Regions from separate parts of the Mus musculus genome. Here regions 2 and 3 are each linked to region 1. A link is a loop called in an ENCODE intact Hi-C map of the cell type or tissue named here. Cell type or tissue: heart. All regions are shown on one strand. Each heading gives the region's core, and the rest is flanking DNA. Links, peaks and the distances in the headings are about the cores only.

What was found. A loop is a pair of places that touch in the nucleus more often than their neighbours do. Peaks named below come from ENCODE experiments on the same cell type or tissue, not always from the same donor. Only the 100,000 strongest peaks of a DNase experiment are listed, where the experiment ranks them.
Region 2: a loop joins it to region 1, with 2.0 times the contacts of the local background. A loop is called at or near these places in 5 of 42 quality-filtered maps.
Region 3: it touches region 1 in a loop (6-fold over the local background); 5 of 42 quality-filtered maps call a loop at or near these places.

The regions. Positions count from the first base shown.
Region 1 is chr10:97,476,087-97,484,429 of GRCm38, reverse strand. Dcn (decorin) reads right to left here and starts at 4,930. Exons shown (of 8, transcript NM_001190451.2): 1 at 4,641-4,930; 2 at 872-1,091. The coding sequence starts at 1,067. In heart, for the core only: no CTCF peak of the experiment used is centred there; DNase peaks (open chromatin) are centred at 2,029 and 4,869; H3K4me3 peaks cover 970 bases.
Region 2 is chr10:97,387,122-97,395,464 of GRCm38, reverse strand. Gm34114 (a long non-coding RNA gene) reads left to right here. Exons shown (of 4, transcript XR_380718.2): 4 at 4,557-6,707. Among named protein-coding and RNA genes, the nearest start is that of Mir3966, 32 kb to the left of the region's middle. In heart, for the core only: no CTCF peak of the experiment used is centred there; DNase peaks (open chromatin) are centred at 5,054 and 7,804.
Region 3 is chr10:97,375,327-97,383,669 of GRCm38, reverse strand. No RefSeq gene overlaps it. Among named protein-coding and RNA genes, the nearest start is that of Mir3966, 44 kb to the left of the region's middle. In heart, for the core only: a CTCF peak has its summit at 7,687; a DNase peak (open chromatin) is centred at 1,889.

The DNA.
Region 1 (8,343 bases), core at 127-8,126:
AAATAGACAAGTAAAGAGAAGAAGGGAAAGCAGCTGCCATGGGAAGCCAATGCATTAACCTTTGGCTCAACTGCTGGGCCTCCAAACTTTCTGAAGATTTATCTTCTAATCATGTGGCTTTTGGAATTCCAGGCCAATTTTTACTTTCAAACAGATAAGCCAGCTCTCTTTAGTGTATTGAGCTGAAGTTTCAGAACATGAGATTATATCAGATATTTACATTGTGCTTTAGTTATAAATATTCCTGTTGAATAGTTCTAAAGACCATAATCGGCTGCCAAAGCTACATGGGAACCCAGACCAGAGAATGCAGGGAATGCCTGTGCATCTTGAAGATAATTTTTTGTTGCACAATCCATCTCATTTTGCTTCTGATAACTATGCATTTTGCAAGTTAGTCACGTTTAATCTCTGTTGCCTGGAACCTGTAAAGAGTAAAGGGACTTTCCAAGTTTTCATAGTATCTAACACTTTAGGAAACCAAATCAAAAATTTAGAAAAAGAAACAAAAATGAAAATGGGAAAGAATAAACATCCCCCTGGAAACACAATATAGATGATGTATTGGTAGACATTTTACTTTGCAAAAAGGGGATCTATTCAAGTCATTAAGTTTTTTTTTAAAGTGATTCACTACAAACCTTTGTAGACCTGATTGAAAAGGGTGAGAGGTGGGGCAGTGTAGCGTGGAAAGCCTAAAGTGTCCTAGCCTCAAAGTTAATTCTTTTTCTCCTTGACTATTTGCCCTACTCCTCTTTAGGGGGTGTGTCTCTTACTTCTGGAATTGCAGAGATGAGACCTCAAAGGGCCAAGCACTCAAGAGAACTCAGTTCCATGAAGAAGAGGCATACCTTTGGCCAGACACACTTACCCAGATCAGAACACTGCACCACTCGAAGATGACACTGGCATCGGTAGGGGCACATAGATATCAGGGGATTGTCAGGGTCATAAGGGATTATGCCAGAAGCCTCATCTTCTAGCATGAAGTCAAATAAGCCTCTCTGTTCAAATGGTCCAGCCCAAGAGACTTGTGCCAGAAGGAAGAAGATGAGAGTTGCCTTCATGATTATCTCATGTATTTTCACGACCTGGGGACCAGGGAAACAAAGAGAAGGGTTTCTGAGCAAGGATGCCACTTGATTTATGTGCAATTTGATACATAATATATCATAGCAGAGTGAGAGCACAGAGAAAAAGTATAGAAAATAACATTTGCCATGAAGAAGTCAAGCATTCAGCAAAAGGTCTTTAAAAGGAGGTAAAGGTGATTACAGACATAAGTAAACCATTTCCTTGCCAGTAGCAATTCAAACAGTATGAAATAGTGTGTCTCATCTTGGGGTATGGATTAAGACGATATGCCAGATCACTGTCAGGGTGTCCTTGAATAAGAAATCATGGTTGTATTACCATGTTGGCTCAGTGCTGTCATATGACAGTCAAATAAAACTGTGCCTTTGTAGTAAGAAATCTCCAACTTCTTCCAGAGACATCTCCTTAAGCCCTATTCATCTCCAGATCCTCCTGTGTTTCCTTTGGTCTCATCTACCACCCCATAAAATTGTTGTAAAAGACTCCAACTTGTTTCTGCTCTAAATATTTCTATTATTTCAAATCATCTTCCACCATGTTGCTGCCCAAGCCATCGTATAAAATTTAAGGTTCTTCTGTACAGATCTACTGACACAATTTTTTGACATCTTCTGACCTGTCAATGATAACCATGGTTCCTAAGTTGGTTGAGAAGCCAGACATTATTTGGTATCAATTGGTACTTAAAGATACAATTCTCTGCATTTTCTCTCTCCCACTTCAACCCAGACATTTTCTTTACTTCAACCCCCCACACTTAGACAGCTTTGCCATTTTGATTACCTACCTTCTGAAGAAGTTTAAAGGTTACGTGAGATTCTGGGTCTCCTGCCCCTGTCTCCCCTCACTTCTCCTCTGAGCAGGGTGCTGCTCGTTACCGCTTCTGTGATCTGAAGCACGATATTCTGACCTCTTTTAATGAACTTATCATGTTATAATGGGCTTTCTGTGTTTACCCCAACATTAGTGGATGTTCTCCCTCAGGGCGTGCCTTAGTATTCCTTGTTCTTCACCCATGCCTTGCACAATATTTTGAACACAAGTGACTCAGCTACCATCAGTTTATTAATAACACAGTGCATTCTGCTGGCTCCAAGAAACCAAACAAGTCTGATGTCTTAGAGCCCAAATTGTATATTCACAGCAAATTTCTAGTTATTTGGATATTAATTAAAGATAACTCAAAATGAACAATCAAAAGAGATCAAGCCACCTATTTTTTGAACGGACATGGCTTAAGATCCCTCTTCAGCTCTTAGAAGTCATCCTCAACCATTGAAGGCATCACTTTCAGACTCGTGATCTCAAGAAGAGCTGCATCTCTGCAAATATGTTGGATTTACTCGCTACTATGTTTCCATATAACAATACACAGAATGTATAGCCTTGAAGCTTTTTCCAAAAACACTAGGAAATACACACACACACAAGTTAAAAAAAAAAAAAACTCCACACATTCATTTTTAATTTACATCTAATACTGCAGTATGTCTAAAACAGAATACTCCATACATAATTGTGATTTCTCAATTTAAAAAAAAATCATAAAGATTGTGATTCATCCAACCTCCCCAAGTTCAAGGGCAAGTGTCCTCTAGTAACCCAATCCCACTCAGCTGCTCTTAAAGGGAGGTTATTGTTTAGGGATGTTTATTTGGATTGCAGTAAAGGAGAAGACTGCTTCACATTAAAATAGAATGTTTATGGTTTACCACAAGTTTGCTGGACTTGCATATTTAATGCCTTGTAATTTTAGGAGAAGAAAAGAAATGAAACAACGTAATCTCAGATTTAATAAGAATAAGGAGCATTTCTGGAGATGTCTCTTTGTCATCTACGCTCCAAAGCAGACATGCCTGGTGACTTCCCTATCAACCCTAAAAAGGAAATGTTGAGCCCAGGCTCTGAGGAACACCATCTTTCTTTATATGTGTTTACCTTGTTAAAATAGGACAAATTCTCTGCTCAATCTTCCTTTAGACTAAAGCCTGATACAGCCAGACTGCATACCACTTCATTAATACCCTCTCTCTCTCTCTTTCTCTCTCATGTGTGTATGTGTGTATATGTGCAAGTGTGCATGCATATATGCATGTTTTTGAACTCTGTTATCCTAAAAAAATGCTTATAAATTTTCTTCCAGTTCTCCCATGAAATTTCTTTTAAAATATTTTTTATACTACTCAAAGATCCAGCGTGTTTAGAGCAATTAACTTAAGAGAAATCTTAAGAGTCACTGGTCCTCAACATTTCTTCAGTGTTTTTTTTTTTGTTTGTTTGTTTTGTTTTTTTGTTTGTTTGTTTTTTTTTCCTTTTGTTATAAATGGCAACTAGAACAACAAAAAACAATTTACAAACGAACAGGTTGTGACTGAAGCAACACTATATCTTGTAGAAACTGTTCCTCTCAAATATTTGTAAAGCCATTTTTCCACTAAAAAGAGTTGTTTAAGTTCCGAAATGTCTCACCAAAAGTAATCTGTCTGGCCCCAAAACAATCTTTCTTTATTTACTTAGCTATTTCATCCAGGTTAACTTTTGTATAAACATACTTATACTGTTGTTAGGTGTTTCAGAGTTAAAACTTAACACGTATGTATGAAGTGAATCTGTAAATCCCTCATTTTAAGGTGAATTTAAAACTTCAGTAACAATAGGAATAATTAAAATACAAGCAATAAAAATACATTTGTCCACAAACAAGAACTACAATAAAACCTATGTTTCTTTTGGAGAGGTCTGCTAAAATAAGCAGCTGCAGGAAGAAAAAGCCACAGGCACAGAGATCACTGGAGTCACACACTGGGGCACACGTAACCAGTGGTCCTCTGCTTACTCTGCTTTAAGTTAAAATGAGAATCAACCCCCACCCTCACCTCATAGTGAATGCACCTCATAAGAAAGGTTAATTTGCATCGAAAATATTGACAGAAACATTTATAACCAAAGAGCTCTGCAGCTGTATTATCTCAGATCTTTAACATCATAAATATTTCCTGTGTTCCTTTTCACCTTTCTGGTAATAATTCCTATTCATTTCTGGTGTTGCAGAAGTAGGCATTATATTTCTACAGCCAGAGACTTGTCTTGCTGATGTTTTAAAGATTGTGAAGTATGCAAGAACACAGCACGAGAAGAAACCCTTAAATACCTAATTTAGGCACAAGCAATATGCTAGTTACGAATGCTTTTCTGCTGACAGTTTATAAAGAGCAAAGCATTTCATCAGTACAAACACAAAACTACCAATATAGACAAGTCATGGTGTTAGGTTACAAGTTTTTAATAAGCATATTTGCAAGAACAGAAGCAAGAGCACAAAACCAATGCATTCAAACAGTTTTGCCTTTTTGTTTGTTTGTTTTACCGAGTACTTAACTTCTGTTTTCAAGCAATTCATTTCTAACGTTGTCTAAAGATTACTAAAAGTTTAGCACAGCTTCCTTCTCGTTCCTTTTTCTCACCAGATATTTTCTTCTGCCCTCCACTTGACAGAAGCTTTATTAGCCTGTAGCAGAGTTCAGGACAATTATTGAAAGCCATACCTTTTAATCCGGGTATTTGCCACAGGAGCCCTCAAAGCTGCGATGTAATTAACACTAACTATGCAGCCCAGGCAAAAGGGTTTGCAGGTGTGGAAAGAAGGAGGAGGGGGTGGTGCTGCCCTGTGACTGTCACTGGGTTGAAAACCTCCTGCTTCTACTCCATAGCACAGTTAAGAACTAAGGTTTCACTGCGTGAGCGCATCCAGCTGACACCCACATTAGATCATATGGTAATGATACGTCTCTTGTATTGTAGCCAGAAACTTTATCGGCCCCCTTCTCCCTCCCCCTCCACATTTGCTTTATCCCTTTGCATCCGCCCAGCATTCCAAACTGCTTTTGTAGTCTAGTGGAGCAACTTGATTTGAAATTTGTCTTTTTTTTTTTTTTCTAAAAGATTGTAACTGAAGAATTTGTCTCCCCACCCCCAACCCCATTCCAGTCTCCACCCTTTCCAGTCTTGTTTGTAAGTAGTATTTATTATCCTTCTGAAATGACTTTTTTCCCCCTTGCTTTGGAGATGTGTGGGTCTGGAAAATGGAATGGCATTAATCCTAAAGCTTTTTTAAATGTGGTCTGCAGAGAAGACTAATTAGACTTCCATAGAATTACTCCTGGGCTCTGAAGTTCAAGTGCTCTGGAGTTCTCTGTGCATTTTGAATGCATTTCTATGGTGTTCTGGGACAAAGCCAGAATTTAATCTGGAAAATATGTTGTTTATTATTTTCATTACCTACGGCTTCAAAAACTTCCTTACTGTCTATTCTTTGCTGCTGTTGTTGAATAAAACACATAGAAACTAGACACTGATTACAATAAGATTTAGTTTGTAAGTAAAGAAAAAAATAATAATTTTTATAGATGGGTCCCTTATGTAATTAGGACTTTCTGTGGCTCTTTTTAAATTTCAGTAAATAGGCAGGGGGAGGAGAAGAAAGTGCAAATTGAGTAACATGTTTATTCAGGCAGTGAAGAAAGTTTTTGGAGATTTTATAATTCCATCTCTGGATGCTGTGGGTTGCTCTGTTTGCCTTCCCAGGTTCTGACTCGCATTTTTCTGCTCAGGCCTCCAGGCTCTGATCAGGTGGGGACTTGAAGCCACCATCTATGAAAAAGGAGGAGATTCCCCCTATCCTTCCTTTACCCACCTAAGTGCATGCTTTGACAGGAAATATTTTTTTATTTTTATGGAGCTGGAAGGAATTAAATTCTTGAGAGGGAATCTGAGGGAGGGGGAGGATGTAGCTAGACTTATTTTGACTTCTTTCCCAAGTCTAACTGCCTGTCTTTTAACCTCTCCCTCCACACACTCCATTCTTGCAGAGTCGAAGCATGCTGAGTGATTCTGTTGAGTCCAAGTGTTCGCTGACATTGGTGTAAGGAACATGCCCTTTCTTCTGGCACTAATTGACTTTCTCCTCTGAATGTTGCTTGTATTTATAAGTTTCTTCTGACATGCGATAACTCCTTGCTCATTGCCTCACTCCCAGAAAACACACATAGTCCCTCTAACACAGTTACTATAGTCATTGTCTTTCTTAATCGATGATTTGTTTCTTAGCAACACTGAACTTCACTCTAGTGAGTCAGGACAAATTGTGGCAGCAGTCATTGCCTAATGTAGAATAAGACAGGAGATGAAAGCAAAGAAATAGGAAAGAAAAGTAGAATAAAGTTGGCAAGAGGAAACAAAAGATGCATATAAATTAGTTTGAATTTTTACTGGTGGGGCTGTTAGGTTTAAAGTTCATATCTGGGTTCTTCCCTTTGATGACAGGTTTAGGAATTAAAGCAACTCCCCTAACCTCCCCAAGCTTCAGTCTCTGCACCTGTGGAATACATAGAAAACGTAACTCAGTGGTTAGTCTTAGATGGAGCTTGAAAGCAGACAATGTATAGAACAAATTTATTTCAACTTACTTTCAGTATAAGTGCGCCATAAATATTACTTTCCATTATTTTCTGGTGTGTTATATAGTTTACAATTGAACTAGCCAAGAAGAGTTGCTCCTCCTGTTTTGAAAATATAAAAATTGAGAACCAGTGACCTCTCCCTGCCCATGAAGCTAAGTAAGACCCAAAGCACAAGGCAGCTCCCAGAGATTCTAATTCTGAATCCAGGTTACATAGCTGTGCTTCATCATAAGGAGAATGAGCACACACACAGGAAGAGTTACTGTTAAATCTCTAAGATACGATGCCTTCTCATTTTCAAAACTGCACACAAGTTCAATACCGGGACCCAAGAGACAGCTTAGAAGACAAAGGTACTTACAGCTCCTAGCCTGTCAATCAGCGTTGAACCTCTGGAAGCCAGGTAAAGGAGGAAGTAAAGAGTCAATGCCTCAACCACATATTACACACACACACACACACACACACACACACACACACACACACTCACACACACACACACACACACACACACACACACACACACACACACTCACACACAGGCACTTTAATCATCATTGTAATCACCCAATATTTAAAAAGTTTTAATAGTTCGTAAACCTTGTTTAAGGATATATAGAGACAAATGCTTTCCCTATGTAATGTTTTTTTTTTAATTTAATGACAACTTTTAAGTTTCTTCACATTTATCAAGCTTCATTTATGAACAGCTGTTATATATAAGTGTTATATCAAGTATATGGTTCTTTTTTTTTCATTTTTTTTTAGGTGCAAAAACATAGGATCATCACACAGTCATATACAGTTAAGTAAAAGCAAAGTCAGGACACCGTCCATGGGTCTCAAGTGTCTGCACTGTAACGTAAAGAGTGATTCAGGGGGGCTGGAGAGATCTCAGTGGTTAAGAGCACTGACTGCTCTTCCAGAAGTCCTGAGTTCAATTCCCAGCAACTACATGGTGGCTCACAACCATCTGTAATGGGATCTGATGCCCTCGTCTGGTGTGTCTGAAAAGAGCAGCTGCGTACTCACATACATAAAATAATAAATCTTAAAAAAAAAAAAAAAAAGTGACTCGGAGGCAGGAGACGGTGCTTTGTAGAGATAGCTTAAGCTCCCCTACCCCGGGCTGCAATGTGAGGGTTGGATTTTCTGAAACCATGGGAATTTAGATATGTGAAATATTCTGGTTCAGAGTGAATACCACAGATGTTGCAAAAGCCACTCACACCGTGATTCCCACCGACAGCCCACCAGCAAGTACAGTTGCAGTTGCACTGCTGTCAAAGTCTACTCACTCCTCACCAAAATCATATCCAAATGAGTTAAGTCACACCCTGAACACTACAGTTCTGACGAGTACCAGAGCCCAGCAATGCCTCCAGACACCCTTTTATTTTCTAAGAGGTCTGGAAGCCGGTGACTATCTTCGGAAACCTGATGAGACTGTTTTACGTTTAGGTTCTGGTTCTCCAAAATGAAGTCAGGATTTGAGGGGATTTCATCGCTGTAGACCTTAGCAACAAAGACAGAATTCTTTCTCAGCAAAGGATCATGGGTAGAGTGGGATGCAGGAAAGCTGGAGATAGGTTACAGGCAAACCAAATGTGTGCAGAGAATTCTTGCTTTGGCTCTCTTCTTCCTTTACATCTCCAACCCACAATCATCGCCTTCATTACACTTTCACCTCGCACAAGTTTAGCTTCACTCTTCTGTTCCATGGACATTCAACATTTAAGATGTGGGAAGCCATTGTGCCGCTTTCTGGGTGAAGGCAAATAATAAGACA
Region 2 (8,343 bases), core at 272-8,271, 89 kb after region 1:
CCCAACCTCCTATTTCCTGAGGTTGCCTGTTTACATTCTTTCTGCTGGCCCTCAGGGCTTGGGTCCTTTTCCCTCAGCCAATACTAGATCAGGTTCCCCTCTACCCCCTACTCCCCCAACCCCATGTCCACTTTCCCTCCCAGGTCTCTCCCTCCCTCCCCACTTGTGAATGCTTTCTTCTCTCTCTCCCAAGTGGGACTGAGGCATCCTCACTTGAGCATTTCAGCTTGTTGACTTGTTGATCTTTTTGAGTTCTGTCTACTGTATCTTGGGTATTCTGTATTTTTTTCCCTAATATTGACTTATTAGTGAGTACATAGCATGCACATCTTTTTGAGTCTGAGTTACTTCACTCAGGATGAAATTTTCTAGTTCCAGCTATTTACCTGCAAAACTCAGGATGTCCTGTTCTTAATAGCTGAGTAGTATTCCATTGTATAAATGAATGGGGCTGCCATCCTACAGTTACATCTCTGACCCATAATTGTTCCTGTATGAAAGAATTACATGGATGGAAATGCAGAGGAGCCTGAGGAAAAGAAGGTCCAGCGATGGGCCCAAAGTGGGATCCAGCTCAAGGGGAGGTCCCAAGGCCTGACACTATTACTGAGATTAAGAAGTACTCTCACAAAAAGAGAATTAGCATGACTGCCCTCTGAAAGACCCAACAAGCAGCTGAAAGTGTCAGATGCAGATATTTCTAACTAACCAATGGACAGAAGCAGCTGAACCCTGTTGTTGAACTAGGGAAGGCTGAAAGAAGCTGAGGAGAAGGGCAATCCTGTAGGAGGACCAGCAGTCTCAATTAATCTGGACCCCTGAGATCTCTCAAACACTGAACCAGCAAACAGACAGCACACACCAGCTGATATGAGGCCCCCAACACACATACAGTAGAGGACTTCCAAGTCTGTGTTCATTCAGAGATGATGCACCTAATCCTCAAGAGACTGGAGGCCCCAGGGAGTTTATAAGTCAGGTGGGGTTGGGGGCAATCCACGTGGAGATGGGGGTGGGTTGGGGAGGAGGTGTGTGGTGTGGAACATTTGGAGAGTAGATCTGGGTGGGGGTGAGGGATAGAATATTGAGTGTAAAAAAATAAAAATAAAAAATATAAAATATAAAAAATCAATCTCACTGCTTCTGTAGAGTTCAGTTCTGAACGCCTCCTTCTGGTGACTCACAGATTCTTGAACCTGTACCTCCAGGTTATATGATGCTCTCTTCTGATTCCATGAGCACTCAGACACCCTTAGTATACACACACACAAACACACACACACACACACACACACACACACACACACACATGTGAGCGAGCACACACACACACAGAGAGGCAGAGAGAGACAGAGGGATAGAGACAGAGACAAGAGAGAGACAGAGAGACAAACAGGCAGAGAAACAGAGACAGAGAGACATACACAAATATAAACAAAATTTCTTTAAATGTATTTTCATATTTCTATAACATCCACAAATGCTTAAGGTATCTATATTATACCATGTTATAAACAATGTGAAAATCTTCCCCATGGTTATTCTGTTGGTAGTGATGATTGGTTGGTTGGTTGATTGGTTTGGCTTTAGAGGTTTACATTTTTTCCAGCTTTTGTTCATGTATGTGGTGAACGTCATTTGTGTCAAAGTTGTCCCCCAAATATGAAAGTCTGAAACAAGAGTTAATTATACTTAGATCTGCTGTTACTACTGTGGGATTTGCTTTTGTGACTCTGATCTGCTTGGCTGGTTCCAAGTTATCCTTTAAAATTCCACTCAAATATTGCAGGTTCTGACGACTTTTCTAGCTTCTTTGGATAAACTTGTTCTTCACTTATATCTTCACAGTGGTGTTTGAAGTTTCATCAGTGTGTATCACATGATAATTTAACCATCAAATTTCTCAACAAGATCACAAATTTCTCCTGGGCTGGGATGATAAACACATACCTGAACTCAGAGTCCTCTCTTGACATGACAAATTCTAGCACTGAATTTATTTCAAGACTGCAGGAAGTGTCTGAGTAGAGGCTGCCCATGGTCCTCACAGGATTCCAGAAAGCATCTGTGAACCATGACTGACACTAGGAAATGAATCACAGAGATGTCTCTGTTATTTTGTTTAAGAAACGTCCTGGAACCTCTGTGGAATCCAGTGGAAAGTGACATCAATTTCCTAACTGTAATCGTAGACTAAATTGTTATTACCAAACTGTCTGACCCAGAACACTGTAAATTTTATTTCCAGACTATGAAATATTACAAACCCTTGAACACTTTCATCATTACCATGTCAGGGTTCATTTTGCTTTCCACTCAAAACTTGATCCTATTTCAAGAATTCTCTTAGTAAATTTCTCAAAGTACAAAATCTACTATACAATGTGTTCAGGCATAACTTTCTGCTATAAATATGATATATCTGTGATTATATACACATATATGTTCATACATATATATGAATTTATGGTGGATCCTTCTGGAAAATTACCATTTGTACTTATCATATATGTACTTCATATCTATAATATATGTGAAGGAAGATGCAAATCTGATTTCACATGTACAAATTTCATATAAGGGTTCTGATGCTGAGAAAGCTTAACTCAGTTAATGCACAGCCATCATTATTTGCCTGAGGTGAAGGAAAGTCTCTAAATGCAGAACATTTTATTGTAAAACCATAAAGTTTGGAGCTGGACAGTTGGCTCTGTGGTTAGGAGCATTCTTGTTCTTACAGAGGACCCAGTTTCTAGCACTCACATGGTGACATGCCACCTACAACTCCAGTTCCAGGGGATACAACACCCTCTTCTGACTTCTGTGGGTACCAGGCACACATGTGGTGCACATAAATCATGTGGGCAAAACACTCACACCAATAAAATAAATATTCCTAAAAAGATTTGTTTTAAAGACATGAAAGTGCAGGGGGGAATCACAAAGAAGAGGTTATTTTATCTTGTATACAAACTCACAAGATAAGAGGTAGATATAACCTTCTAAATATGGCCTACACATGTCCTCCCATTCTGTATTCAACCAACATGTTAACTCTATAGTTATTAATACTCTATGGTATTTTATCTATGGCATGTCTTCCCATATTGTGCCTCATGCTGTACAAATAATAAAAATCTTCAGAAGCAATGAAAATATGCTGGGGAAGTACTTTAATTGAATTTTAAATTATGAATTAATAGCACAATTTGAGTTTCAGCAACAGATGTTCATCTTCTCACTACATGCCTCAATTATTACCTAATAGACTGATTTTATATATTTTATGCTAACATATAAAAACCATTCAATTATTTATAAAATAAGTATTAATTTCTTCAATTATATTCCTGCTCTAATTTCACTATAGAAATGCAATGTTTTGCAAATGTTCATGTTTTTAATGATCTTAGGTGTACCCCAATCATACCCCTCCAAACTTAATTTTAAATACATTTACAGTAATGAGTAAACAAGCAAGACAAATAATATTTCAATTAATTAGCAATGAAAAGCAGCAAGCCAATGGGAGAGCTATGGGGAAGAGTCTAAAAAAAAAATGGAATGAGGAGACAATAGAGGTGTTCAGACCAATAAGTAGTGTTCCTTCTCCAGAGGATGCTCTGGAATTAACCTATTATTTTTCTTCAGTTTCTTCATCTCACTTGTATGTTTATAAATAAACATAGTACTTCTTTGTGTATAGCTTCTAAAGATTCCATTTCTTTTGATTCCTTTCTCTGAAGCCGTGATTGAAAACTTCGTACAGATATGAGTGTGTTTCCAATGAGTGATGATAATTTGAAACTCAAGAGTTTGTGTTAGAAAAAAATTGACATAAATGTGTTGTTTATAATACTATATTCTCATTCCACACACAGTAGCATGATAATATATCACATTTGGAAACAGGTTAGGGTATTTCATCATACATTTCCAGTCTACTCTGATCATCAAGAGGGTCCTGAGGAAATCCTGTAAGAGTATGAGAAAGAAAAATTATTTTTATCTTGTTTATGAGCACATATATAGCTTGCCTATGGGACCACAATGCATCCTGGGAAATAAAGTGGATAGCTTTGAATAAGAAACTGGATGGTAAAAACTAATACTTTACATAATTTTACATATAGCTATTTCAAGAGAATACTCTGAATTCATGTTTCATAGGGAACTTGTTAAAGTGAAAATTACAATCTATTAACTCTGTCTTATGCAAGCATTTTGGATTTTTAACATGCTTCCCAGTAATGTCACTAATGTATCACAAGATCCTGGGTAGATCATCAAGATACTGGGATCCGCAATGGTCAAAGGGCTGATAAAGGTTGCACTACTATAGAATCATCATGACATGTTACCTCCTACTAGAAGATACTGGCTTCTAATTGATGCAACAGCTGCTGTAGTACATTCTGCTTACTATGAAATTGTCCAAAAATAGATAATTTACAAATACTCAGAATTTATTTCTTATAGTGTTAAGAACAGAAACTTGAAAATCCAGAAGCCAGAAAGTATAGTGTCTTGAGGAGTCTTTGTTTTCTGTTTTACAGATGGTGCCTGTCATTTGTGTCCTTGCATGGATGGAAGAAAGGGTTCTCTGAGGGGACTTCTTTTAACAGCATTCATTCTATTCTTGGGTGTTTTGTCATGTGACCCAATCAACCCTACTCCCTAAAAGCATCACGTTAAGAGCTGAAATTGCAACACTTGGATTTGGGAAAGAAAAAAAAAAAAACAAAACAAAACAGAAATATTTAGACCATTGCATGACATGCCAGGGAACAGGGAGGAGAAAGTATTGTCGAGAACAGATTGGAAGGAGGTTTGGGTAATTCATTGTTGAGAAAAAACTTAGGATATATAGAGCACAGGGGAGTTTGTTGAAAATAAAATATTTTAAAACACAAAGCAACTGGTATAGTATACAATCAGTTGTGTAGAGAACACATTTGAGCAAACTTCTCAATAACAAGTCACCACAAGGAGAGGCAGCTACAGCTGGGTCCGATTCCCAGGAGTCATCCTGGAACGGGAATTCTGAAAACTGAGAGGCAACATCTGCACGATGTTTGTCCCAAAAGTATCCTCAGGGGAGAGGGACCGCACATGGGAAGGCTTCTGGAGAGCAAAGAAAGACGTGGACCCTTTCAGCTGTTAGAGAAACACAAAACAGGGGTTGGGGGAGGGGGCATCATTATGAGAGTTAACATTACTTGTTTGGGGAAAGGAACCCTTGAAAAATAAGATCAGACAGAAGAAGAAATCCCACCAAAATACACAGGAATGGAATGATGAAATAGGAAGAATGCCCAAAGGAGTACACATGGAGAAGAACCCTTGTAGAAACCATCAGACATAGTGAGACACGTTTATACAAACATTGTGGAAAGACCCAGGTGATGGTTTCTTGGTTTGGTTTGAGCTAACATGACCAAAGAAATGCTGGTATGAATTGGGGAGGTCTAGGGCTTGAACCTACAGGGAAGTGCTGAAGGAGAAGAAACAAGTCCACAGGATAGGAAAATAGCACTCCTAGGGTGCCTTTCCAAATTAAAATCAGCCACTTTTATGAATCACTATTAAGACAAAATCCAGTGACATCATCTAAAATTTTGGCAAATCCTTACAATCTGGTTTGACAGACTTAGGGGAAGTGATTTCATCACAAAACCAGGAACTATTTTCAACAGCTGGAAAAAAACAACAACCTAAGTAAAAAGCACTGTAAAAATAAAGTGACAGAGACAACAATAAAAGCCATTGAGTAAGGCGTTGGAAAGCATGACACAGAAAGTAAAACAGAGAAAGGGAAGGCAGCAGAAGTGAAAATAGGAAGCCAGGTCATTTGGGGAAAATTGGGTAGTTTCTAGCCATCTACATCCCAAACATGCTGCAGAAAGCTCCCCACCCACCCTTCCCAGAAGCTAAAAATCCTTTCTCATAGATCTCTTCCCCCACTCACTCATTCCCATTCATTCATCAATAGTTTCAAAGGTTACTCTTCCTTTTTATTTGACACACAATAATTGTACAGAATGACAAGGTGCTTTCTGATCATTTGATGCATGCGTGCAATGTACACTGAGCAAATTGGGCTAATGAAGCCAACTATGGTTGAACACACCTGTAAACCTATTATTCAGGCTAAGTCAGGAGGATTACTGTGATGTTGAAGCCAACATGTTTTACACCAACATACCAAGTACATGCATAGACATACATGGGTAACTAGAATTTCTATCTCAAAATTTAAGCATTTGCCTGTGTTGAGACCCATAGGTTCTTCTCTTTGAGCTCTTTACAGAACAGATAATAAATGTCTTAACAGTTGCCATCTTAAAATGCTATATATAAAATACTAGAACTTACGTCTCTTATCTAACTGCGTATCTTATTTCCAACCTCCCATTGTCCTCATTCCCCACTTCCCTCCCTACCCCCTACAGATGAGCACTCTACGTTCTTCTGTGCTTTCAGCTTACACACTGCTCACTGTTCTGCTGATGCTGGCTTACGTCATTTACTATAACTTTCAGTTTTATTCATATCGCTCCAAATAGCAAGCTTCTATCTTTTTTTTGTGGTTGAATACTTTGGTTTAGTATAAAGTTTTCTTTATCCATTTATCCATATGCGGACAACTAAGTTGATTCTGTATTATGTTTAAATATTTATTCAATAAATTCATTTTATTTACCTTTTTTTTCCTGTCATAGTTCCACTCTATCCTTCTCAAGACTCCTCCTCCTAATTCCCTTTCCCACATCCTTATGCTTGTTTTGTTTTGTGACCCATTGAGTTTAACTAAGGCCATTTGTGTGACCATTAGAGTAGAAATGTCCACTGGAGCCTGGTAGGCTCATCAATGGGTATACACTAGCATGAGTTGGTATCTTCTGGTTTGTACTTCCAGAACCTTGAAAAATCAGTGATGAGAGTTTTGCATAGCTGATGATTCTTTGTGTATATGCTTTTAAGTTAAATGCATGTAGGTCTTTTGTACATTTTTAATTTGATTATTCTGTTGGCCAATCTGTTTAAATCCCTATAAAGTCAAGATATTAATCTCTTATTGGACAGTTTGCAAAGAATGTCTCATATTCTGTTTATTTTTTCCTTAGCTATGTAGAAAGCCTTAGTTTGATATAATCCTCTTTAAATACTTTGGTTTTTGTTTACTGTGTTTTAAAACTATTATTCAAATAGTATTACCTATACCAATTATTCTTACTTATTATCACTCCACTGTCGGAACTTAATTAAAAGGATATTTGAATAAATTAAAATAAATTTGCTATGTTTATTCTATTGAAATAAAAATGTGAAATTATAGTTAAAACAAATCTTGTGCAGGAATCATTGAAATAGGAAAGAGAGACCTCAGCATCAAACTGAGCTCAATTATGAATATAATAACAAGAAGTCAGAAATTATGATGAAGGACTAGGCTGAGACAGAAATTGTTGATGAATAAAAAGTTATTGCTAAGAAATGTCAAAGATTAGGAGAATTATGTCTAAAGAAGACGTCAAAGGTGAGAAAATTCTGGATAAGAAATCTTGGCATGATTCTTACTGAAGGCAGGTCTGAGCTATCCAATATACCTGAGAGATAATGGGAGATGGAGATTTGATCAGACAATGATGTTTGGCAACTTTGTTGGTTAACGTAGAAAGATACTTGGCTGGATATATCTACCTGTGAAAAAGCCCATTGCAACATCCAAGGATGACACCTAGCCAAGTCAAGGACATAAGGGGCTGGATGAGAACTGGTTAAGGGCAGCATCATTATCAGATGCTCCAAACTCCTCCCACTCCTGGAGTCTCCTGCCCTTCCAGTGTCTGCCCCAACATTCCTCTAAAATCTTTTCTTATAGCATCATTGCCAAAACAAATACCAGTCTTTCTCTTTTTCTTGTGTGCTTGGCCCAATTATATGAATTATTGAGCAACCTGATAAACAAATTTAAAAGTGATGCTTAATAGCATTTTCTATCTCATTTTTCCACATATGTTCGTAAAACCAAGCAATGTTTATTTCCAAGTCATAAAATCCAAGTGATGTTTACCAGGTCACACAGGGGACAGCATCATGGGCATGCCTTGGGAAGAAGATAAACCCTAAGCACGGTCATTTTTAAACTTTTAATTGGACTTGGTCTTTGTCCAATTCTTTTAATACTCAATGTTCTCAAACCTTTCAGAGTTCATCATTGAACAAAGTGGGAATGTGTCCCAAAAGCAAATGACCCCTAGAATCATCACCAGTAACGATGTAACAGAAATCTTGGGGAAAATGTAGAAATCAGACAAAAGTATAGTTGTGATCATCTCA
Region 3 (8,343 bases), core at 272-8,271, 100 kb after region 1:
ATTTGAGATGACTTTTAAATAAAGTATAAAATAATTATTCAATTTCTTTCTCTGAATGTAGCTATCAACTTTTAGATTATTTTAGTTTTTTGTCTTCTGTTTCTGATAGAGTGATATATTATATAGTTCAAGCTGGCCTTAGGCTCAGTATGTAGCCCAGTAGAGCCCAACTCATGATCTTTTGTCCTCTGCCTGCCAAGCACTGAGATTACAAGAATGTACTATTACCCTGCATTTTGGATATCTATTTTTAAATAATACAGTCATTTTTATTTCTTAGGGTCTTCACAGCACATATAATTCCTTCCCGATGGTTCATATGGAAACCATTAATATTGGTAACTTGTATCATTTTTTTTTTTAATAGTGACTTGCGGAACACTCAGAAAATAACCTCAGTGGCAAACCTGCTTCCACATGACACCAAAGTGACAACAGGAAGAAATGGTAATACTAACATTCAGTGGAAATGAAATTGCAAAGAAATGGCTTCCTTTATCCACTAGGAGCTACTCACTGATCCCAGCATTCTAGGTTTGTTAGAAAGAGAAGCAGAGGAGTCTGTTTGCAGGAAAGGGACTTCTAACGTCCAGGTGGGTAAGGAAAGGACAAAGAGGTTCTAGCAAACTTTGATGGGCCTCAAAGTGGTATGCTCATGGCCAAGTCCAAGTAAATATTATTTAAATAAAGCTGATTCCCCCACCCTTCATCTTCTTTCTTGCTGATAGCATAACAAGAGTCAACAATGCCCATTTCTCAGCCATGCTCTGCTCTGTGGGGTCAGTGTTTTTACAGCCATCAGGATATATGTTGCTGCCTTTGTTTTTCTTCTCCTAACTTAAACACACACACACACACATGCACACACACACACACACACAGAGAGAGAGAGAGAGAGAGAGAGAGAGAGAGAGAGAGACAGACAGAGACAGAGACAGAGAGACATGCACATGCACTAATAGAGAGTGTTCACAAATTATAAAAATTACAAAAATTGACTGTGTGATTCAAACCCTTCCGGAACATAAAACAAATATTTTGTTTGCTTCTAAGATCCAGCTAGAATGCCAGGTTTGACATCATCTCCAAAGAATGTAGTCATTTCTGATGTTTTACTGGAAACCTCAAAACTGTTGACACCATGAATTCAAAAAACAAACAGATGGGCATGTCTCTGTGACCTAGGTTGGGACATATAAATATTCCGAGATAAAAGACAATGTCTCTTTTAATGTTTGTAAATAAAAAGAATTTGCCTATGTCATCTTAGCCACCCATGCTATGCTTAGTTCGTGGGGCGTTTAATGTGACTATAGCTGTGCTAGGTGGGAAAATACTCAACCATTATCATAGGATGTCTCTTTTAAAAGAGAGAGAGAAAGAAAGAGAAAGAGAGAGGAAGAGAGAGAGAGAAAAAATCACCCAACACTTTTTAAAAAGAATAAAACAGGCTATTAGACCAAACGATTCAAAATGAGAGTAGCAAAACTTTTCAGTTATGGCAAAGTGAAAAAAAAATATTTTCAATGAAAATTTTATTTAATAAAGATTTGCTTTTTATCTTATCAACCAACAAACAAAAACAGACAACATTTTGCATAGAATTGCACTGGACTTCAGCCGGAGGGTGGGGGTTGGGGGGGTTAGTTTAGAACTTTGTCTCTCTTGTAATCTGGAAAAGTCCAAGAAAAATTATAGTTTCCTAGGCAGGCACCCTTTAATCTTCCATTTGTGTTGAAAAGGGCCTCCAAAAAACAGTGATTGTGTAACTTCTAAGTTTGAGGCAAGAGAAGTTAAAAATCACTGCTCCTTAGAAATCAGTTCTGTGTTGGTGCATCCACAAAAAGATGACTACTTGGACATAGTTTTAGCCAATGGAAAGTCTGTATTAGCCAGCTGGCAACTGCACTGGGTGTTTGGGATCCCACTGAAGCCTTGAGCCTTTCTCAGGGTGAGATTTTGAGCACAAAGAAACCAGATGCTAGGTTGACATACTTCAGTTAATAAGATCAGTTAGCCAGAAGAAGAAGCAAAGAAACCCAAAGGCAAGGTTAGTAAGTTTAGGCACTTTCCAACAAGGCATATGATGCTACTTGTTGAGTTTCATGGCATGAGTGCTACTTGAACTATGGAGTTGGTTGTGCTTAGGTCTGAGTGCCTACTAAGGTCTAGGGCCCTGTTAGAATTTCAGAAAAACCCTTTACCTTCTCACACAGTATTTGAGATTAAGAGAATATGTGTGTAGGTGTAAATTTTTTCTCTTTCCTCAATTGAAGTCACCTCATCAAGAACTCACTACTTTTTTTATCAAATGAGATCAGACCTTAAGTGTTCCTTGTAAATTGTTGGTTGATATATAAAACTCATACATATTAATGAGACATTGTGCTGTATTTTAATACCAGTAGGGATTTCAGAATGTTTAAAGAAGGATAAGCGTAGCCCTTTCCTCAAACATCCTCTCATTGCTTCAGGATAAACTTTCTAAGTTCTTTGTTCTATGTATCAGACATACAGATCACATTATTTTTTTCTATTGCTACCATACTGTGCAATAGATAACAGGAAGTCGTGCTCAAAGTCACTAAGGGCCCAGTTAGCTTCTGTTGTACTATCACTCAACTATCACACAGAAGTTGATAAACAGAAATCACATTTGACAAGTATGGTATCAGAAATAGTAAGAGTTTCATGACTCGTTGATAAATGGTTCTTACATACTTGGGTGCAGGTTGGGTGCAAACTTGGGTGCTCAACATTAATATTTTCAAGGCAGACCCAGTGGACAAGTTCTATAATCCCATTAATTGGGTTGCTGAGACAGGAGGACAGAATGAGCAATTCAGAGAGACTCTGCCTCAAGAATAAAGAGACAGAGCTGGTGATATCGTTTAGTGATAGAGCCCTTACCTAAAACATGTGAGGCTCTAAATTTAATGCCCAGTGTCACAAATACAATAATAATAAATACAAATTAATGTATTCTATCTTGTTTTCCTACTGTTCGAAAAGGGAATTGTCTAAACCAATCTTTGACCAATGTAATTTGATTAAACTTGTAATCGGTGGGTTGTTACTGCATTCTGGCAGAAGCTCTGCCCATGTCAATGATATTCAATAAATGGTGTGTACTGAGGTCCTCAGAGTTTCCCTTCAGAGAGCAGGCGCATAGTAACGAGGTAAGCAAAGAGAGAGAAGGCCCTATGATGAAACGAATAAGTCCTGCTGAAATGCGCACGGTAACATGAGATCGCACATTCAGCAAAACTGAACTGTGTATTCAAGCCTTAGCCACATAGAATGAGCTGATGCACACACTGAAGAAATCAATCTTATTTGGGAAAAAATGTTTCTAAAGTAATTGTCTGGATACCATGGTTTTTAAAATAATTTAATGAAGGTATATTCCTCTTAAAACATTCAGAACTGGATAGGTAAAATGCATTTGTGGCTTTGAGAGGGAGGATAGAGATGTGCGGGTTGGAGGCTTGTTCTGGAGACCCCCCCTCCCTCCTGTCTCCCTTCACTCTGAGCAGATGTCTAAGCCAGAGCAAACACTGATGCTTCCAGATGAAATTAGATGCCACTTCCATTGTGCATACCGCTTTCAGAATGTTCAAGACTAGCTTCAGGCTATTCTAGACTATGGAGATATCTATCATGTGGGCAAGGATACCTGGCTGTGTTATGGATACACTATCCAGCTGAACAGATAGGTTTTCCCCTCTTCTTTTTATTTTTTATTTTTAAAGCTGTTACGAAATGTTTTTCACAAAGTGTCCAACTCTAAATGTCTAATGAAGGAGTCATAGAAACCCACAAGAAAACGGTAAATTTCACTATTGAGTAGAAGTTTTCTTGTTTTCCAACATCTCCACTTATGGCAGCCTCTGCCAAAAACTTACTTTGATTCTTACTCTGACAGACAATTTAAGGCAAAGCAAAGTTCCTGGGTACACACTTCTCATAAGAGATTCTTAAGAGGGCAGGGGGACAGAATGGCAGCAATTGGCATTTCGTTTCTAATTGTTTTTCTATCAGACGTTCAAATGGGAGCATCAGAGCCCTATGTGAGAAGCCTTCTGCCCCTCATACAGCTGAGGTTCTCCTGTGCAATTTTTCACTGTCCTTGCATTGATTATTATACACCATTCAGAGAATTAACAGACTTCTGTCAAGTAGGAATGTGATATTTCAAATGAACTCTTAAATAGTAGGAAAGGGGCCTTGAAGGAGCAATTGGTGAGCTACAGACACATAGAGGAAGGTTGTACAAATTAAAGTTGATAAACTGGTGAATAAAAAAAGCAAGACCCTTTCTGTTGTCCAGAAAGTGTGTGTGGGGAGCTGCTTATCCATTTCTTTTGATCTGGATAGTGTTGGCAGATGCTTGTGGGGAAGTGCAAAGGATTCTGGGAGTAGGCAGTGATCCATGAAGACCTAGACAAAGTTCTCAAAACTGAAGACCTGTCTGGTGAATTTGATGGCTGGGATAAGAAAACACTGTCCCATCACTGGGACCTTCACTTAGCCTTGTTTTATGAAAGCAAATATCACATCACCTCCCTTTAGAACCATTTGGGACCAAAAGACTGTAAAGTAGACATGGTATCTGAACCTCCTCACAGTGTTGGTTAATCAAGTGCTGATAACAGCTGTGGCTGTTATAAACAGAGTTATCTATAAGATTTAGAGTTAGGATAACATTTAGAGTTAAGGATGGCTAAATGAATCAGGCTTCTATTCAGAAAGGCAGGAGTATCGCAACCAGAAGATTGATGCCAGCGATCCTGCACTGATTTCCCATAAACAGGATGATCCCACTTCTATGCCGAGGAATGCATGTGTAAGCCTGATTCATGATCTATGAACACCCAAGGGCTCAAGCATGGATAACACGTCAAGTGCAGATCAGATCCATACAGAGGCCTTCTGTACTTAACTCAAGGATTCAAACAAGTTTACATTCACGACAAATATTATTCTTTCTTTACATAAGAAAATTCTAATAACTGGAATTGCAAAAACTATTGATGTATGCCAGGCATGGCTTGTATGGTAGCTCCTTAGCAAAAGTCTAAAGAAATCAAGAAGTCAGCATAAACCAATCTCTACTCTGGGATTGGTACCAGAGGGAGAAAATACAAAATACTTGAAGTCAAAAGCATGGATTTCAGTCTGAGGAAACATTTTGAAATGTTGTCTTTATTATTTTGGACAAATCATTTAGTGTCCTGGACTTAGCTTCCTTGTCTTAATGACACAATTGTGCCAATCACCCTTGCTCTTCCTCTCAAATGGTTTACGGAGTGTGTTACATTTGTTGACTGGGCTCCTCTGGAAATGTGTGCTTGGCCCAGCCAGATTACTCGTTGTTATGCAGTTCTTCAGCTTTAGAGCTGCCTATTTCAATGGCTGATGTGCATCAGACACTCAATGGGAAAATTAACATAAAATTGAGTGGTCAGCGATGCAAGGGCAGGGATGCAGAAGCGCATAAAGTGACAGTCACTTGAACGTTGTTCATAGATACTTGGAAGTTTGCCTCTGAATCTAAGTAAACTAGGAAAGAAATGCACTTGGTGACTTGAATGTCATGCGTGAAGGTGACTTTGTGTCCCCTTCTCTCTATGACCTCCACAGTTAGTTATCTACAACAGGCTATCCACAGTGGTAGCAAAGGCATGCATAGCACCTTCTGGTACCATAAAAGCAAGTCCTTAGGAAGGCTCTCCATCAAATCCAGCTCAAGGGCCTCCAGGGTCTGTTTCTGAAAAGCATGGTGTCTGTCTCCAGCAATAGGGACTTAACTTCTGCCTCTGTGTGGGCAACCAAGGACAATAGCAAGAGGCTGTATGTTCTGGGATCTCTTGGACATCCCTGACCAACAACTCAAAACAGGGCTTTTTATGTCTGGCACTGTGCTTTTGATCCCAGTCCCAGTGGATCCATTTACAAAACGCTCCCTCACTTTGGGATCCGGGAAGATTCTGGAAGATGGGATTTGAAGGACCATTAAGGGACACAGGAGATTCATGAGAGATTGTGTCTCCTGGAAGTGTCAAAGGCTACACCAATAAAGTCTCACTAGTATGAATGCTGAAACATGAAGCTGAACAAGAACAACAGACATGCCAACATAGGTGGAGAAAGCCCACAGAACTATAACCATACACAAAGAACGACAGCCACATAAGGAGTGATGAGAGAGAGAAATAATATTTCTCCTGCAGGAGCATATCACTTAGCTATCCAATACCAAAGAGTCAAGCCTGAAAACATACATGAGTAACATACAGACTAAACTGCTTATATTTATGAATATGTATGAATATACTATGTGTACATATATGCATGTAACAACAATGAAAATTTGAACAAGAGCAATGAAGTTGATGTGGGAAGGATCAGATCAGTGGAAGGAAAGAGCGGAAGACATGATGTCTATAATCTAAAAAATACTATAATCTAAAAAAGAAAAGACTAAAAGGTAAATTATATGGTAAAAGTAAATTAAAGAAATAAATGACTACCCACATGTGCCCTATTCAATATGGCAGCTACAAATATTATTCTTTCTTTACATAAGGAAATTCTAATAACTGGAATTGCAAAGATTATTGATGTATGCCAGGCATGGCTTGTATGGTAGCTCCTTAGCAAAAGTCTAAAGAAATCAAAAAGTCAGCACAAACCAATCTATACTCTGGGATTATATGGAGCTCCTAACCACTTTAATTAAGCTAAAAAAAATGCAACAGAAATCAACTCATAATTTTATGTAACGTAATTTGATGTTGAGTTCAACTCAATGGTCCCATGATTAAAGGGTACTCTGTTAAGTAGCGTAGGTCTTTAATTTACACGCTGAACAAATGATCACATTTCTTGCTGGGATTCTGAGAGCATATTGTGGCTAATATTAGCATGTGCCCAAGGAAGAATCATTATAAGGAAATTTCAATTGTCAAAATTAAAGTTGTGCTTCCTCAGGCTCAGATCTAGTGCATCTCTTTGGTAAATCCTGCACAGTCTCACGAGAGGAGGGAGTGGGTGTTGGGTCCTGTCCGACTGCATTCACGCCTTCAGCTTTCTGGGACTTTGTTGCCTCCTTTATACAAGGAAGCTGTTAGATTTACACACTGGATGGGAGGATGTATATATTTGCTTTTAGGACTCCTCTGTTATTTCTTGTCTCGTGTGAATCTTTCCAGCTTGCTCTCCTCTTGCTTCTTCTGTTTGGTTGCATTTTAAATAATCTCCTGATTGAAAATTTTATTCTTCTGGATTTGGATTGTCTGGAAGATGTGTTTATAAGAGTCTAGACGTGTATATATGTGGCTTACACACTTTAATTCAAAGGATAACTGCAAATAGATCAACATAACCTTTTAAAAAAAGAAAAAGAAAAAAACATTTTCCAAAGATCTAAATGGAGGAAAGATCGTTGTAAACTTAATAAACTGCAATGTTAAAACCAATCTAAATCACAAAATCAGATTTATTTGTATCCTAGGAGCTTGTTGAGCACAAGTAGCTGCATTTGCAAAAATGCAGATTACTGGTGTGGCCAGTAACCAACTAGAGTTAAAGAAGAAACAATTCTGGAAACTCTGGTCCCTCTGGCTCCCCCGGTTCTCTGCTCCCTGGTAAAGATGAAGAGTACACAAGCCCCACCTACTGGACAACATGGGAATAGCACCCAAGAGCTCAACTTTAATGTCTGTTAACTGGCTTTTGTTTGTTTGTTTTGTTTTTCTTTTCTTCTTCTTCTTCTTCTTCTTTTTTTTTTTTTGCCTTTTTAAAATTAGATATTTTCTTTATTTACATTTCAAATGCTATCCCGAAAGTTCCCTATACCCTACCCCCGCCTTGCTCCCCTACCCACCCACTCCCACTTCTTGGCCCTGGCATTCCCCTGTACTAGGGCATATAAAGTTTGCAAGGGGCCTCCCTTCCCAATGATGGCCGACTAGGCCATTTTCTGCTACATATGCAGCTAGAGACAGGAGCTCTGGGGATACTGGCTAGTTCATATTATTGTTCCACCTATAGGGTTGCAGATCCCTTCAGCTCCTTGAAAATGTGGTACATTTACACAATGGAGTACTACTCAGCTATTAAAAACAATGAATTTGTGAAATTCTTGGGCAAATGGATGTATCTGGAGGATATCATCCTTAGTGAGGTAACCCAATCACAAAAGAAGTCACTTGATATGCACTCACTGATAAGTAGATATTAGCCCAGAAATTTAGAATACCCAAGATACAATTTGCATATACCCAGACACTATTGCATTTGCTAGCAAGATTTTGCTGAAAGGACCCTGATATAGCTGTC